Linked DNA regions of Mus musculus: region 2 is linked to region 1. The links are chromatin loops, found by intact Hi-C in ENCODE. Cell type or tissue: heart. All regions are shown on one strand.

Region 1 (8,000 bases):
CTTACTAGAAAGCCAAGGAAGGCTACTTTCCAAACCGTCATTGCTTTGTTCTTCTTTTGGCATTTTTCTCATTAATTAATTAATTCACTTTAAGTCCTGTTACAGCCCCCTCCCTCCCTCCTCTACTCCCACCCCCTCCTCCTCCATACCCGCCCCCATGGGTTTCAACCCACCTTGGCACAGGGAGCCCCTCCTCCCCCACTGAGGCCTGACCAGTCAGTCCAGCCAGGGCAAAGGGATCCAAAGGCAGGCAACAGAGTCTGAGGCAGCCCCTGCTCCAGTTGTTATGGGAGGCACATGAAGACCAAGCTGCACATCTGTTATACATGTTCAGGGGGCCTAGGTGCAGCCTATGCATGCTCTATGGTTGGGTCACTCAGTTTTTGTGAGCATGGGCCTAGGTTAGTTGACTCTGTAGGTCTTCCTGTGGTATCCGTGACATTTTGATCATTTTTTGAAGACAGAGTCTCACATACTTCATGCTATCAATTTGAGGAGGGCCTGAACCCTGATCCTCCCAAATACTCAATGTCCAGTATTTTATAGTGCAAATAAAATATGGGTGTTTGTTCTTTAAGTATGTAAAGAAAGAGAAAGCATATCTAGGCACAGAGATTTTTCTTTATGTTATGGTGCATGCCGAAGTGCAAATGTGGAAGACAGAGGAGAAGAAAAAAGAAAAGGAAAGAAGGAAAGAAAAAAAAGAAAAAAAATTACTGACAGAGTTTTTCTATGTAGCCCTGGTTAGCCTGAAACTTGCTGTGTAGATCAGGGTGGCCTCAAACTCAAGGAAGTCAGCCTGCCTCGGCAGACCAAAGGCTTCTGCCACCATGCCACTTCCTGACTTCTTTGTTTCAGTTGTGGCATTTGCTTTTGTTTTTTTTTTTTGTTTGTTTGTTTTTGTTTTGTTTTTTGTTTTTTTGTTTTTTTTTTTTACACAGTGTTTCTTTGTATAGTTCTTTGTGTAGGTTGTCCTAGAACTTGCTATGTAGACCAGGCTGGCCTCAAATCTACAAAGATCTGACTGCCTCTGGGATTAAAGGGGTGTGCCACCACTACCCAACTAATTTTTTTTTTAAGATTAAATTTTTTGCCTTTTTAAAGCCATTATCTCTCTATGTCGCTCTGGATGTCTTGGAACTCACTGTGTAAACCAGGCTGGCCTCAAACTCACAGAGATTCACCTGCCTCACCTTTGGAGTGTGGGGAGCAAAGATGTGTGCCAAGACACCCAACTAAAAATGTTAAAAAATTATTTTACTTTATGCCTGTGGGTGTTTGCCTGTAGGGGTGTCTATGTACCATGTGTGTACCATGTGTATGCAGGGTGCCCACAGAAGCCAGCAGAAGATATTGAGTTCCTTGGAATGGGAGTTACAAGTGGTTATGAGTTACCATGTGGTGCTGAGAACTAAAACCAGGTCCCCTGGAAGAGCAGCCAGTGCTCTTAAGTGCTGAGCCATCTCTCTCCAGTACCCAAATTAAAACAACAACAACCGCTTATTTTGCTAATTATTTATCTTTACGTGGGTCTATGCATGTGGGGATATGTGGATGTGAGTCCAGGTGCCTTCTAAAGCTAAAAGAAGGCATCAGATCCTCTGGACCTAGAGCAACAGGTGGTTGTGAACAGCCTGCTGTGGGAACTGAGCTCAGGTCCTCTGTAAAAGCATTATGTGTTATTAACTGCTGAGCATCCACCATTGCATACACTAGCAAGCGTTTGTTGCAAGGACTGTGATATAGCTGTCTCTTGTGAGACTAGGTCGGGGCCTAGCAAACACAGAAGTGGATGCTCACAGTCAACTATTGGATGGATCACAGGGTCCCCAATGGAGGAGCTAGAGAAAGTATCCAAGGAGCTAAAGAGATCTGCAACCCTGTAGGTGCAACATTATGAACTAACCACTACCCCGGAGTTCTTGACTCTAGCTGCATATGTATCAAAAGATGGCTTAGTAGGCCATCACTGGAAAGAGAGGCCCATTGGACAGGCAAACTTTATATGCCCCAGTACAGGGGAACGCCAGGGCCAAAAAATGGGGATGGGTGGGTAGGGGAGTGGGGGGGGGAGGGTGTGGGGGACTTTTGGGATAGCATTGGAAATGTAATTGAGGAAAATACGTAATAAAAAAAAAACTGCTGAGCATCTCTTTGTGTGTGTGTGTGTGTGTGTGTGTGTGTGTGTGTGTATGTGTGTGTGTCACTATGTAGCCCTGACTGGCCTGGAACTTGCTACTTAGACAGAGAGTCTCAAGCTCACACAGGTCCACCTGCCTCTGCTCTCTGAGTGCTGGGATTCAGATCATGAGCTAGTGCACCAGCCCCTGGCTGCCACTGCTGTTCTGGAGGTGATGAGTCTCCTTTGCCTCACCCTAATCCTAGCTACACTCACGTCCGAGCTTTGAGAGCTTCTTGTAAGTCCTCTCCTGGCATTTGGCCCTGTCCGCTGTCTTCCACCATCTTTTGTTTCTCTGCTTCGCTGAGCTCCTGTGCCCACAGTTCCAAGTGCTCAGCCAGCTCTTATGCATTCTATGATCTGTCAGATGAACATCTGTCTCACATGCCCTGGCACTAGGTGCCATCCAAGAGGCATGCCTATAATCCCAGCACTCAGAGGCAGGAAGATGGTGAGTTCAAAGCCAGCCTAGGCTACCCAGTAAGACCCTGTTTCATAAAACAAGTAAGCAAAAACTCCTTCTTGATCATAACCTGTCCCAGTAATGTTTTCCATATCCTTCAGCCTCTGTCTGACGCCATGAGTTGGATCCACTAATCCCCTCTGAGATCCCACAGCCCATGACAGGCTGGATCCTTTACCTTGGAAGAAGGTAATCTTCCTACATGACTGATGTCTAGTACTGGGAACCCTACATCACTGATGTCTAGTATTAGGACCTTAATAAATGTACAGGACACAGAATGGTTGAGTTTCCCCCGCCGACCCAAGGAAGGACAGCAGATCTGGTGCAAAGGTTTATTGCTGAGTCTGCAGCTAGCTAAGGGAGGGAGAGGTTGTGCCCTAGTCTTGCTGTCCAGAAGCATCTTGCCTCTTCCAGCAGCACTGGCTCTGGTCCACAGGCTTAAGCAAAGGTTGTAGAAGTGGCTGGGGGTTGGGGGACATTGTCTCTAATGGTTTAGGCCTGGTTTTCAGTTCTCCCTCCTAAGGAATGGGCCCTGAATCAGGAGGGACAACATGGTCACATGGAATTGCCTGTAACCTCACATGGGATATTCTTTGCCCATGGTTGATCAATAGGGGTTGGACTCTGCTCTGAGCCACCCCTCAGCATGGCTTCATTATTGGTCATAGCTATGTCAATAATACCCTCCTTCAATACAGCATACCTTGACCAGCCAGCCCTGAGTATTGTGTGTGGGTGGATGAGGTGTGGTGTGGAAGTGTCCAAGGACAGAGGGGCAAGACCCAGAGGGAGAAGGGACTGGAGAAACCCTGAGTCTGATGTTCGGGAATGGGTTTGGCTTGTGTCTTTCTTTCCCTGGCACCCACGTCAAAGTCACTCACTTCTCTATACGAGGCTTCAAAAACCAGAGCTTGGACTTTGGAGTCCTCAGGCTACTGGGAGGGACAGTCACTAACCACTGGGTGGACACGTGTTGGACTTGTCATATGCAGGTAGCAGGCTGGACCGGCCTACTGCTTGAGGGAGGGATACCTCAAGTCCTTCGTGGAAACTGGTGAGGGAGGGCTGTTTGTGGAATGGGGATCTGCTGGTGAGCTGCTGCTGCTGCTGGGGGTAGCAGAAGAGGCTGGAGACAGACGGGTCACTAGGGCACTGCTGAGTCACTGTGAGTTCCAGCTGTCCCAAGTCCTGAGGTGTCCTAGCTCAGGCTGGCTGCTGTAGGTCCAAGAGGCCAGTGCAGCCAGGCGGTGAAAAGCAGGGTCGAGTTGGGTACTTGGGGGAGGGTCTGCACTGCAAGCCTCATGCCTTTGGGTGTGTGGCTACAAGAGCAGCAGCTTGTGGAAAGGACGGTATTTGAGGGGACTACAGGGCTACAGGGCTGCAGGGCTACAGAATCTCAGGGCAAGAGACACACCTGAATTCAGGTACCTGTGAAGAGAAGAAGAAATGGAATCTCAGGCTCCTTGAACAGCAAAATAAATGGGATGGGGCGGGGATGGGGGCAGCCCTGGAATCAGTGCATCTGGAGGTTGGGAAGGGATGAAAAGATGTTGAGCTAATGAATAGGGGGAGGGGCTTCTGGTAATGGGTGGAACCTGAGAGCAGTGGGGCGGGGCTTAGGAGTGCGGCAGTCAGTCTGAAGCAGTGAACCTAATGAGGAACTAGGGGCAGGATTAGCGCCCTGAGATTAAGGCGAAGGATGGCGGAAAGTCTGGCTAGCTAGGACTCCACCTCAGAAGAGCCCGCAGTCTTTGAGGTTCTCCTTGATGATAATGTCGGTGACAGCGTCAAAGACAAACTTGACGTTCTGTGTGTCGGTAGCGCACGTCATGTGGGAATAGATCTCCTTCACATCACGTCGCATGTTAAGCTCCAGGAACTGCACTTTGATGTAGTTGCCGGCATCCTCGTAAGTGTTAGGTCCTGCGGCAGAAGAGCAGCATTCGCTCTGCGCGGGAAGACCTTCTCCCGCGGGAAGGCGCGCGCGGCGGGAATCGTGGGACTGGGGCACCGCCTGGCGGCCGGGCCTAGGGATCTCACCATCGTAGTCGGGGAAGCAGATGCTGAGGTGTGCCTTTTTTATCTTCTCGGAGAAAACGTCCTTCTTGTTGAGGAAGAGCACGATAGACGTTGTGGCGAAGTAGCGATGATTGCAGATGCTGTTGAACAGGTGCAGGCTCTCGTGCATTCGGTTCTGGGGAGGGGAGCGGCTGTTGGGCATCAGGCTACGCAAGCAGCTGCCCCTGGGTCTCTGCCCTCCCGACACCAACGGCTCCCAGACAGCTTCTGTTCCGTGAGTCTCACTGGCTCCCACCCCGCCCTCGTCCGCCCCCCTCCCCAGGGCTCCACCTCCCTTCTCAAACACTCAGGTCCCACTTGGCACTCACCACTTCGTCGTCCTCCACCAGCACCATGTCGTAAGCGCTCAGCGCAGCGATGAAAATGATGCACGTCACACCCTCAAAGCAGTGGATCCACTTTTTGCGCTCGGAACGCTGCCCGCCCACATCGAACATTCTGTCGGGTAGAGCCGGGTCCGGATTTAGATCGGTGTGTCTGGTCGGTCACCTGGATATGCCCACTGCCCCCCAACCCCACCCCCGTCCTCCTAAGCTAGCTGGAGAGCCCTCATCTCGCTTGGCATCTGAAATGACCAGCCTTTCTCCTGGCAAGGACCTTCACTCAAGACACTGACGTCCCAGTGAGTCCAGCTGTGCTCCTAGCGCAGGGGCCTTACCTGAAGTTGAGGTCCTTGAAGGAGAATTGAGTCTCGATAATACCAGTGGTTTTGACACGAGAACGCAACACGTCCTGCTCAGTGGGCACATATCCTGGAGTCACCAGACGCTCTAGGTCTGAGAGATAGCTGAAGAAGACCACCCGGTCCGAGTGGGTGAGTGGCGTGGGCGATCACACCCGCGGGGTCCTGCCTACTCACCTCCCCTGCCCTCCTGCATCTACATGTGTACTCACTAGCCGGCGGAGTCATTGAGCTGGTATTCTGAGGCTCGGTCAAAGCAAGCTTGGATACCCGAGTCCTTCCACAAGCGCTGAATGATGTCTGACATCTCCTTGGGCATTGTGCCTTCCTCAATAGTATCTGCCATGTGCATGAGCTTCCGGGCATCATCCTAGTGGTGGGGCAGGGTAGTGGTTGTGAATCTGAGCCTAGCTAGGTGCCATGAGCCTAACCATCATCAGCCTGCCTCCTGCCTCACCTGCCGGGCTGAATCTCCATACTGAATGTTGAGCGTGGTCATAGCCCGAACGATGGCCAGGATGGACTGCAGAGTGTTGCCGTAGATGATGGCAATGAACTCGAGGCATTCCTCCAGCGAATACCCGTCCTGGTGGATAATCCTGTAGCCAAGACCAGCAAAGTTAGAGCCACCTGGGCAAGTAGGGAAGGACAGGTTCTGATGTGCATGCACCCACCCACCACTAGGGGGCCTTAGGATGGGCAGGGAACACTCACTTCATCTGTTTGACAATAGTGCTCTTCCCGGATTCACCGGCACCTGAAAGGAAAGCTGTGCTTCAGAGCCGCACTTCTTTTGGATCAGAGCCCTGGGGTGCCAACTAGACCTCTAGATAGTCAAAGTATCATCATTGCCCTCATCTCTATTCAAAGTAAAGTCTTTAAGACCCCTGAAGAAAGCCGGGCGTGGTGGCGCACGCCTTTAATCCCAGCACTTGGAAGGCAGAGGCAGGCGAATTTCTGAGTTCGAGGTTTACAGAGTGAGTTCCAGGACAGCCAGGGCTATAACAGAGAAACCCTGTCTCGAAGAAAAAAAAAAAAAACCTGAAGAAAAATGGCTGTAAGTGACAAAAGGGACCTACATCAGTTAAGGGACCTCAACTGTGTCCAGTGGGAAGGAGGAGGCGTCCCAAAACTCTGTTGTGTAAAGAAAGTCGGGCTGGTGAGATGGCTCAGTGGGTAAGAGCACCCGACTGCTCTTCCGAAGGTCCAGAGTTCAAAATCCCAGCAACCACATGGTGGCTCACAACCATCTGTAACAAGATCTGACTCCCTCTTCTGGTGTGTCTGAAGACAGCTACAGTGTAGTTACATATAATAATAAATAAATCTTTAAAAAAAAAAAAAAAAAAGAAAGTCTTTAGTATGCTGCGAGATCAAAATAAGACCCTCTAGTGCCACCTTGTGGAGATTTTCAGTACCACATGCATAGGACTATCCGAATGGACCAGCCTCTGCTTTTCACCTGAAACTAGGGAGATGTCTCTGAGAGACTCAGAGGGAATTAGCATCCTTAGATGGGGGAGAGGACAGAGCCGATATCCTTTCTGAGCCTGCACTCCTTAAGGGTGTTGGATACAATTAATGGGATTTCCGGCTTAGCTTTGGCCTTTCTCTTGGGGCTCTGGCTTAGTACCTCTGGCTGCCCTTCTAAAGCAGCAACTTTCCCTTTGGGGTTAAGCAATGGTACCCGCATGTCCCCTCAATACCCACGGGATCATGAGGTTGGCTTTATTTATCCCATGTAGGCCTCAATATCTTTCCACTTCCTTTTTTCCTTTTGTGTAAGCCTGGCTATTCTGGAACTCACTCTGTAGACCAGGCTAGCCTCAGACTCAGAGAGTCACTTGTTCTTGCCTCCCAGTGCTGGGATTGAAGGCCTGCGCCACCACTGCCTGGCATCTTTCCACTTTTAAAAGCTGTCTCACAGGTCTACTGATGACCAAGTTCTGGCACCCAGTGCCTTTGTGGACCTGGGTGATCCTAGAGTTATTCTCAGACCTTATTCTCAAGAGAGAAAGAAAAGCCAAGAATACCTTGCTGAGCAGGCCTGGAAAACCCACAGCTATAGTCTGAGGGCAAAATGTGCCTGAACACACACATTCATACAATGGTGTTTGGTATACCCTTCTGCAGAGAAGAGTGTCCCCAGGGGCTGGAGAGATGGCTCAGTGGTTAAGAGCACTGACTGCTTTACCAGAGGTCCTGAGTTCAATTCCCAGCAACCACATGATGGCTCACAACCATCTTTAATGGGATCCGATGCCCTCTTATGGTGTGTCTAAGAGAGCGACAGTGTACTCACCTACATAAAATAAATCTTTTTTTTAAAAAAAAGGGTCCCAAGAAATTATCTTGGGATCCTTGCCTTGGGGACTATGACATCATCACCTGGCCTTGCCTGGGAATGGCTCCCACCACACTGTCATTCTTCCTCCGTCTAAGGAATCCCTGCTTCAAGGAGAGGCTGTTTGCCTAGCCTGACTGCCCGGCAGCTGTCCCCTCCCCATCGCTGGCCCACACCCCTACCCAGAAGCAGCAGTTTCACAGTGCGGGCATCCTTCTCAGCATCCTCTTTCAGCTTCTTCTCCAGCTCT
Region 2 (8,000 bases), 69 kb before region 1:
ATTCACAAATCTTCCTCCCTAGCAGATCAAATACTCCCTGTTCCTGTTTCGGTTTCTCATGCTGTCCCATGCTAAAGGACTCCAGCCCTTGAGAGTCTGAGTTTCCTATCAATGCTAGTTGCTTGAGCCTTATCTTTGCTGGTTTTTTGCCTCAGGGCCTTTGCGCTCATCATTTCCCTTACCTAGAATGCTCATCCAGTTCTGTTGGCTGGCTTTCTTGTGTTCTGGAAGCTATTAATAACCCACAGCCCCTCCCAACAATAGCTTCCCTTATTCAACCCAGACACCTTTTTCCTTTTCTGTTCTTTCATCTTGCACGGCCACTGGCATGTACCTCAGCATATCCTGGCTCCAAGACCCATGGGCTCAAAGACTCCTGCCTGCCTCTGCCTCTGTGCCTCTGGCTCAGGGATTATAGTAGATACATGGAGAGACTTCAATGTGGCTCCCTCATTCTGTGGCACCTTCCCTATCGGAGGAGGGCAGCCCCCTCCCAGGGTCCCCACCAGTGTCTCACCATTGAGCCAGCGGGAATCATGGGGCTCTGTTCGGAGACTCGGATTCTGACCAAGGCTTCGAAAGATGGTAAAGTCCCGGCCCATAAGGTCTGCTGTCACCCCAGAATACAGTTCTTCCCCTGCAGACAGGACAAAGGGGTACTCAGCCAGCTATGAGCTCTGGGGGGGGGGTGCTCCTGGGACACGTGAAGTTCTAGAACTTCTAAAGGGTTCTAGAGTTCTATTGGGTGCCAGCCTTTGGACTCACCCACCAGCACCGAGGCAGCCCGATGCCTTGGGTCATAAGGAGTCTTCCCCTTGCCGTCCTCAAGTTTCCTCCGGTCCAGTTGAAGCATGGGTTCCTGGGGGCAGGGCAGGGGAGTTGTTAATGTCAGGTCCTTTGTCACCCTTCCCATCTCTCCACTGTTTAGTCCTGGTCTTACCTCCAGCCGGTGGCCCACCTCCACAAAGGCACAGGTTGGGTGGAAAGCCCCTGTGCCACAGGCCAGCAAGTGGGTGTGGTTGTAGGTGTGCAGCAGCTTCACGAAGTTCATGCACTCGGTCTGGTGGGCAGGTGGGGCGGGTGCAGTCAGGCTTTCCCCAGGGAGGCAGCCCGAAGGAGTTGCAGGTCACTAGGGGCATCCCCATCCTGTCTCTCTTCTGCATCAGCCCAGGGAAGTACTAACATGAGTTACAGGGACCTGAGTGGCCTTCGTGACAATCTACCTTCACAGGGTAACTACATGAGGAAGTATAGATACACACAGCTCCCCCTGTGACTCAGAGCCCCCCCCCAAGAAGAATCATATAAGCTCCCACCCTGAGTCACTGCCTTATCTGCCTTGACCTCCCTGCCCCTACCCCAGCCATAACAGGCTAGCCTCTCTCTCAGCCCTGGGATGGGGGGGCCCAACTCTCTTCTGCACACTCCCCTTCGAGTAGCCCACACTCACACCAATGTCCTTCCCTGCCCAGTTGCATTCTTCACGCCATTCCACGGGGGCGGGCCAGGCCAGCTATGGGGAGGGAACACAGGTTAGGGATTTGGGGCGCTCTTTATTTTGGGGGTTTCTCTATTCAGTTGCCCACCCCTTGGAGATTCTCTAGAGTCTAGACAGACTGGATTGGGACCCTAAGGCTTTTTCCTGAGCCAGCACTGACGCTGAGTAAGGTTAGGGGTCCCGGGCACCTTCTTGGCTCGCTTGCTGATGTTGTCCAGGCTGAGGGAAGCCACGTGGTTCTCAGCACCCACAAACAGGCGTCCACGCTCCTCATCCACCAGCAAGGCTTCATAACAGCAGGTCCGCTCCAGCCTGAAGGTTCGGACACCATGCCGGGCCTGTAATTCTGCAGGGAGAGATACTTCTCAGTACGTAACAGTGCCAGGAACTTCCTCAAGGCCCTGCCTGGTCGTCTATCTGCAGACCAAGGTTATTTGTGTGACCCAAGACACACACATGGACACGTAGGTGGATGTGAGCTTACACATATGAAGACTGGCCCACCCGGGTGCATGTACAGAGTCACAGGGTGGGTGGTGCATGCCCCCCGGAAAGGGGAAAACAGGTTTGGGAAAACATGTGTAGGCAAGTGGGCTGGCATGCTGGAAGGCAGGCTTATGGACAGCAGGGTTCTAGGAGAGGCAAAAGGAAGACAACTGACAGGACAGAATCCATCCCTAAAATGTCAGGCTGGGGGTCCCTTCCCTGTCATCCTACCGCTAGCTTGGATTTAGCAGAATTGACCAGCAAATGCCACTCTGTGCCCAGGGACCACCCCTGTGTGCAAGGAGTATAAGAAAGGGGCTCTGACAGTCCCCAAACCTGGACTTAACTACTGAAGAGTCATGGAATGCTTTGGGATGGGGGGGGGGGGGATGAGTCGGAGGCAGGGACTGTTGCTATGGAGACAGTAGGGGTCCTCCTTGGGAAAACATGAGCAGAATGTGGGCAGAGAGGTTGGGGGCTGAGGCTAGGACAGGGTTAACTGGAGATGGCCCAAGAAAACCCACAACCCAACAAGTAGTGAGGATGCGCATACTGGCACCAGCAAGTCTTTCCATATCGGGCCCTTTTCCTGTTCAAGCCGGCCCCTCCATCTGCCAGGTGCACCTACCTTGAAAGGAGAGCCGAAGGCGGGGAAGGTTAGGGGCAGTATCCCCTAGCCCTGCTACCCAGAGAAGGGCCAGGCCTGGGATCATGGCGGCGGCCTCAGCCCGCCCCATGCCGGCAGCTCAGGGCGCTCAGGGTTCAGCAGGCGTGTGTGGAGGAGCCTTCAGCAGTCCTGGACTCTGCCCCAGGATCTGGAAGAGAAGAGTCCGCAGCAAAGCAGAGAGGGTAAGGGCGGGTGGGAGGGCACGGGGGAGTCCCAAGGGATCAGATTACAGCCCCTAGGGATAGAGGCTGGGGGGTCGCATACCGTTTCCTCTCCACCAAGGGTGCCCCGCCTGGCCACAATCAGAGACACACCCACACCGGGCACACCCTCAGGGTCACCCTGCATTGGCAGGCACCCGCCCCACCACGTCACCCTCAGTAACCTCCCCTCCGCACACACACTCACAGACGTTAATTCACAAACACTGTGCACCCACTTCATGCCAGCCTGGGGCAGAGACAAGGATACTGATGATGCGGACAAGGTCCCCAGGCAGTAAAGGGCGAAGAGCCGACAGATGAGAGTCAGATCCTGTGGTCATTCCAGAGGGCACCAAGTGCAAAGAGCAAAGCAGTTGCTGCAGGAGAGTGGGTGGAGGGGGGGGCGAGGCCTCAGGAGGTGGCCGTGTACCCACAGACCGGCAGGCAGGGAAATGCAGGGGCACTTTGGGGACTGGATCCAAGGTTGTGGGTGACTACGGATATGAATATATTTCTGAGGGTCCCTTTGTGAACACACATACCCGAACACATGTATGTATACATGAGCGTGTGTGCGTGTCCATATGCATACATGTCTATGAGCAAGCAGGTGTCACACCTATGTAGATATAAGCTGACGTACAAATCTGTATACTTAACACGCGGTGCCGTGTGTATACATCTAGTCAAGTGTGTGCCAGCATTAAATCTGCCTGTTCAGCACATGAATCACATATGTGCACATGGGCAGGTGTGTGTGCAGGCACAGCGGACATGCAAGTGAACACAAAAGCCGCATCGATCGCTTCCGTTGACAAGTGCCATCTATTCTTCTCAGGGCCCTGATCCAGACTCAGGCCAAATCCAGCAGACCCAGTTTTTGTGACCGATTCCTCTCTGTAGCCTGAGGGTTAGAAGGAGCCGGGCACACAGAGACCCAAGCGAGGACTGAGGCCCATGGACGGTTCTGGCTCACTTAAATTAAAGCTCCAGGTGGAACAATTATTTGCCCTCAAAGTCCCTGCCATTTCAGGGTCTTAAGTTTCCCTGTCATTGTTGAGCCCCTCCACTGAACCAGACGCCTTGCCTGGCACACTCAGGTAGATCCAGGCTCTGGCTCCTACAGCTCTCCCTTACAGAAGTACACAGGACAGTGGGGCACTCGAGCCAAGGTCCCAGTGTGATTAAAGAAGGAAATTAGCTGCTGGCTGGGTTGAAGCTCTCCCCTCAATTCACTTTCTACCCCCCCCTCCCAACACACACACCAGTTCCTGGACCCCTCCCAGGCCAGGACCCGATTCTCCCCTGCCCCCCTTTCCTTTCATCTGGTCACACTTGCCTGCACCTTTTCTCAGGTACTAGAAGTCTGTGAGGCTGACAAGGCTGCCTTCCCACACTCCACCAAGAACTCTGACAGGGGTCTCCCACCTTGACCCCTCTTGTCCTGGGGAAGGGAAGAAGGCTAGGGCCCACAGGGCACCCTCTGACGGTTCCTTTAAGTAAAAGCCCCCGCCTCCACCAGGCCAGCCACCGCCCCGAATACCATAAAGTTTGCAGGGCTACAGGGTGGATCGGGTGACCGGCACAGGCAGCTGGGACTGGCTGGAGACCGGTGGCCCCGCAGGAGTGGAATGAGAGCAAGGGTTGGGCAGGTAAAGATGGCCCTCTCCTTCTGGGTTTCAAGGTGAAGGGTGCCCCAAGGATATAGTTCCAGAAACCTGTCACTAAGATAAGGCAAAGCAGGAAGAATCAGCCGAGACCATCCCTGACAGTTCTGTGCAGCAGGCAGCAGGAATGGTGGGCCAGGCACCCCAGGTCCTTACCTGTCCCTCCACAGCTAAGGGATGACTGTACACTCCACAGCAAGCTCAGGTCCCAGGAGCTGGCTAGGACAGTGGTCAGAGGTCAGGGAAGGAGCTCTCCTCTCCTCTTCTGGGCCCCAGCCTGTCACTTTCTTACCAATTGGACCTCAGCTGTCTGCCCCCCCACACACACACACACAATGACAGCCAGGCAGGAAAGGGGGAGGAGGGGGGAGGGGAGGCTCAGGAGATGCTGAGAATGTGGGCCCATCCTCAGAGCCCAGCTAGGGTGGAGCTTGGGGCAGATGTTGGAAAGGTGAATGACCCATGGACTCCCGCTCTCTTCCAAGCTGGCAAGACTGCCCTATCCATCAAACCCAGAACCATGTACCCGAGAGGGGTTTGTAGGGTTGCTTTTGTTTGTTTGAAGGCCAGGGTCTTCTATAGCCTGGGCTGGCCTCGAACTTATCATTAATCAAGGATGGCCCTCAACTTCTTGCTTTACCTACCCCTGCTTCTCAGGGGCTGGGCCAGGAGTGTGGCAGACAGTTTTCAGACAGGAAGGACTCCTACAATTGACTTTGGTGCCCAGGCTGGGAAGTACTTAGGGTTTTGTTGTATAGCTTATTCTGAAAACCACTCCCTGTTTGAAGTCTTGGGAGCACTTTAAAGGGCTGGATGTTGCCTCACTCTCCCCAAGACTGCCCTCAGGGGTCAGAAGGCCCCCAGCCACGGCTGTACGGTTGTATGGCACAGGTGCCTTGGCGCTGCAACTGTGCAGTTTTGTTAATACCGCCTGGACGTCATCCAATCAGAGATAAGGGGACACAGACAGAGATAAGGGGAGACTTATCTCTCCAGGAGCTTTAGGATCTAGTGTTCTTGGCCTACCTGTCTAGCCGCTGGGGGACAAGGGCCAGGGGTGTTCAGAAAGGAGCCTAGGTTTCTAGGATAAGGCCCTACTCTGCTCCTGGGCTCGCTGCCTCTCTCCAAGGACCTGGGCAGCCTCCCCTGGCCTCATGCAAGCAAACAACATTCTTTGGCTGTTTACAATTTTCCACCCAGCAGCAAGTGCCGCCTGGAGGCCCCTGGTCACCCCTGCTGTGTCCCTGGTCTGCCCAGACTGACTCCAGTTCTCCAGACTCAAGGACCCAATCTCTTTTCTTTTATGCCAGGCACCAGCGCTGGTATTCACACCAGGAGGCAGTGCCAGAGGCCCCCCCCCCCACCTTTCTGACAACCGGGGGCTCTCACTTCCCAGCTCAAGGGCACGAGCTGCCTCTGGCCCTCTTTAGCCAGGTGACTTGCTCCCGTAGCTATGTCTCCTCCCTTGAAGAGTGAGAGGTGAGAGGATCTCTTTCCTGCTCCCTACTGCTGGGTTTCATCCTGTTGGATTTAAGGTGGGGCTCCCCTAAAAGGCAGCACTTCAGATGCCAGTACCCGGGTGTCATAACTGGACTTTCTAAAGATTCTGGAATAAGGCAGTCTTGGTCTGAAACCCAGAGAGGCAGCTGGGGTCCCTACTCCTGCTTGAGCCTCTATCTTGGGGACATCCACTAGCACAGGTCTGCTTGGGTTCTCCCTGCGGACTGTGCATTGACAGTACAGCCTACCAAAGCTCTGTCTTTTCCTTTTGGAGATAACTGGATAGTTGCACCAAGTCTCTGCACTTGCCTGCCCACCTTGCCTCACTACCGAGCCACCTCTGCACCATGCCTGGGCTCCCTGTGGTAGCGTGGTGGCTCCGTAGGACACCCAACACCCTTTTGATGGTGGCTGTGCTGGTCGGTCATGCCAGTGTCCTGGGCTGGGTGGGATTGCAGGCTCCCTACTGACACCTGCTTTTGCAATCAACGATGGCTCCACCTTGCAACCTTCCCCCCGCTGGCCACGTGGGCACTAGGTCATGAGACTCTGAGAACTGGAGCTTAGTGCCAGGGGGTGGTAAGGCACTGCCACGAGGACTAGGAGCCCCAGGAAGCCTAATTCCCCCAACAGTATACCACCTGCCCCCAGGCAATCTGGGAAAAAGTCAAGGGTCTGTCAGGACATTCCCCACCCACAAACCCCAAGCCTGGCCACCATGGTCCAGGGGACCCCCGGCCCACCTTTTGGAAAGATCAGTTCCTCCCCTCCTTGCCTCTTGCCCTTCCCTTCAGTGGGCCATGTCAGAGCTGAGGTGGAGGGGTGGCAGGAGGGGCCACCACCAGGAGCCTTGGGCCTTTCACTGTGGCCCTCCCCCTACTGGCTCCACCCCTGCGTTCCCGCCCTCCCTCCCTCCCTCGTGCACATTCCTCCCAGGCTGAGGTCAGCCCCTCTGGGATGGGGAGTCCCCCCCCCTCAACCAGCCACATCACAGTTCCACACTCCTGTTTTCTTCATTGCCCAGTAGAGTGGGATGGGGAAGCCGGGGAGTGGGGGTGGGGCCCCGTTCTTTACAGCCTTTGAGGAAGGGGCTATACCAGGAAAGCTGCAAAAAATACTGTAGAGCACTCTGTACTGATCAACAGCCATTTACATAAATGGCATTTACATAAATACTACATCCCCTAAGTTGGATAGAGAGAGCCTTCCTGGAAACCCTGACTTATGCGTGTGTGGGGCATCCTCTGTATGCTCTGATAGGAGTTGAAGATGCTGAGGGGACTGCCCAGAACCTGTGTAGTGATCAACTAACCCCTCCCCCACATCCCCAAGACAGGATTTCTCTGTAAAGCTCTGGCTTTTCTAGAACTTGGTTTGTAGACCAAGCTAGCTTTGAACTCCCAAATGCTGGCATTAAAGGCACGCGCCACCACCTGCCAACCTTACAGGCTCACTCTTCCTAGCTATCCCTGGTCAGTCGCTTCTATAACCCCCTCGGCTGAGCAGGCTGGTGCACGCTAGAGGCACAGTGCAGATGAGTGCTATTGCCAGCACAGCTCTGGGCCTCTTCTGATGAGGGAAACCCTGCTAGGTCATGGCTACCATCTTAGCCTCAGGCTCAGCTCCTCTCCCACTTCCTACTCTGCATAGCTACTTTTCTCCACCCTCCAATCCTTGTGCTCAGGGATCCCTCCCCTAGGGATCCCCCAGAATTCTCAAAAGTTCACTCCTAGCAGCACCCAAAAACATTCCTCAGGGATCCTATTCTAAGTCTTGTTGAAGATAGGATAAGATCCTACCTGCCTCTTGCCTCTGGGCTGGGACCCTGGGGTCACCCTCCACAGTGCCTTCTTGCTTCTACATCCTGACTTGACTCACAGGAGTTCACAGGGATGAAGCTCCTGGCCCGGGGTCCACAGCACCACCCTAGCTCCGTCTTGCCAGCCTTCTAGCCTCCCGGCTGGCCCGGCCTGTTTCTG

The links. Hi-C counts contacts between places; a loop is a spot of excess contacts. Peaks named below come from ENCODE experiments on the same cell type or tissue, not always from the same donor. Only the 100,000 strongest peaks of a DNase experiment are listed, where the experiment ranks them.
Region 2: a loop joins it to region 1, with 5 times the contacts of the local background. A loop is called at or near these places in 21 of 42 quality-filtered maps.

The regions. Positions count from the first base shown.
Region 1 is chr9:107,671,511-107,679,510 of GRCm38, forward strand. Gnat1 (guanine nucleotide binding protein, alpha transducing 1) reads right to left here. Exons shown (of 9, transcript NM_008140.3): 1 at 7,933-8,000; 2 at 6,121-6,163; 3 at 5,864-6,005; 4 at 5,619-5,776; 5 at 5,383-5,511; 6 at 5,033-5,162; 7 at 4,686-4,839; 8 at 4,377-4,568; 9 at 2,927-4,073. The coding sequence ends at 4,378. Among named protein-coding and RNA genes, the nearest start is that of Gnat1, 4.1 kb to the right of the region's middle. In heart, CTCF peaks have their summits at 4,661, 6,088 (motif pointing right) and 6,852 (motif pointing left); DNase peaks (open chromatin) are centred at 3,766, 4,921, 5,961, 6,821 and 1 weaker place; H3K4me3 peaks cover 1,279 bases; H3K27ac peaks cover 349 bases; H3K27me3 peaks cover 4,621 bases.
Region 2 is chr9:107,602,357-107,610,356 of GRCm38, forward strand. Sema3b (sema domain, immunoglobulin domain (Ig), short basic domain, secreted, (semaphorin) 3B) reads right to left here and starts at 6,885. Exons shown (of 20, transcript NM_001042779.2): 1 at 6,765-6,885; 2 at 4,678-4,736; 3 at 3,091-3,231; 4 at 2,613-2,799; 5 at 1,687-1,844; 6 at 1,451-1,513; 7 at 941-1,060; 8 at 766-859; 9 at 518-637. The coding sequence starts at 2,721. In heart, no CTCF peak of the experiment used is centred here; DNase peaks (open chromatin) are centred at 1,048, 3,114, 4,395, 6,835 and 1 weaker place; H3K4me3 peaks cover 3,626 bases; H3K27ac peaks cover 6,258 bases; H3K27me3 peaks cover 510 bases.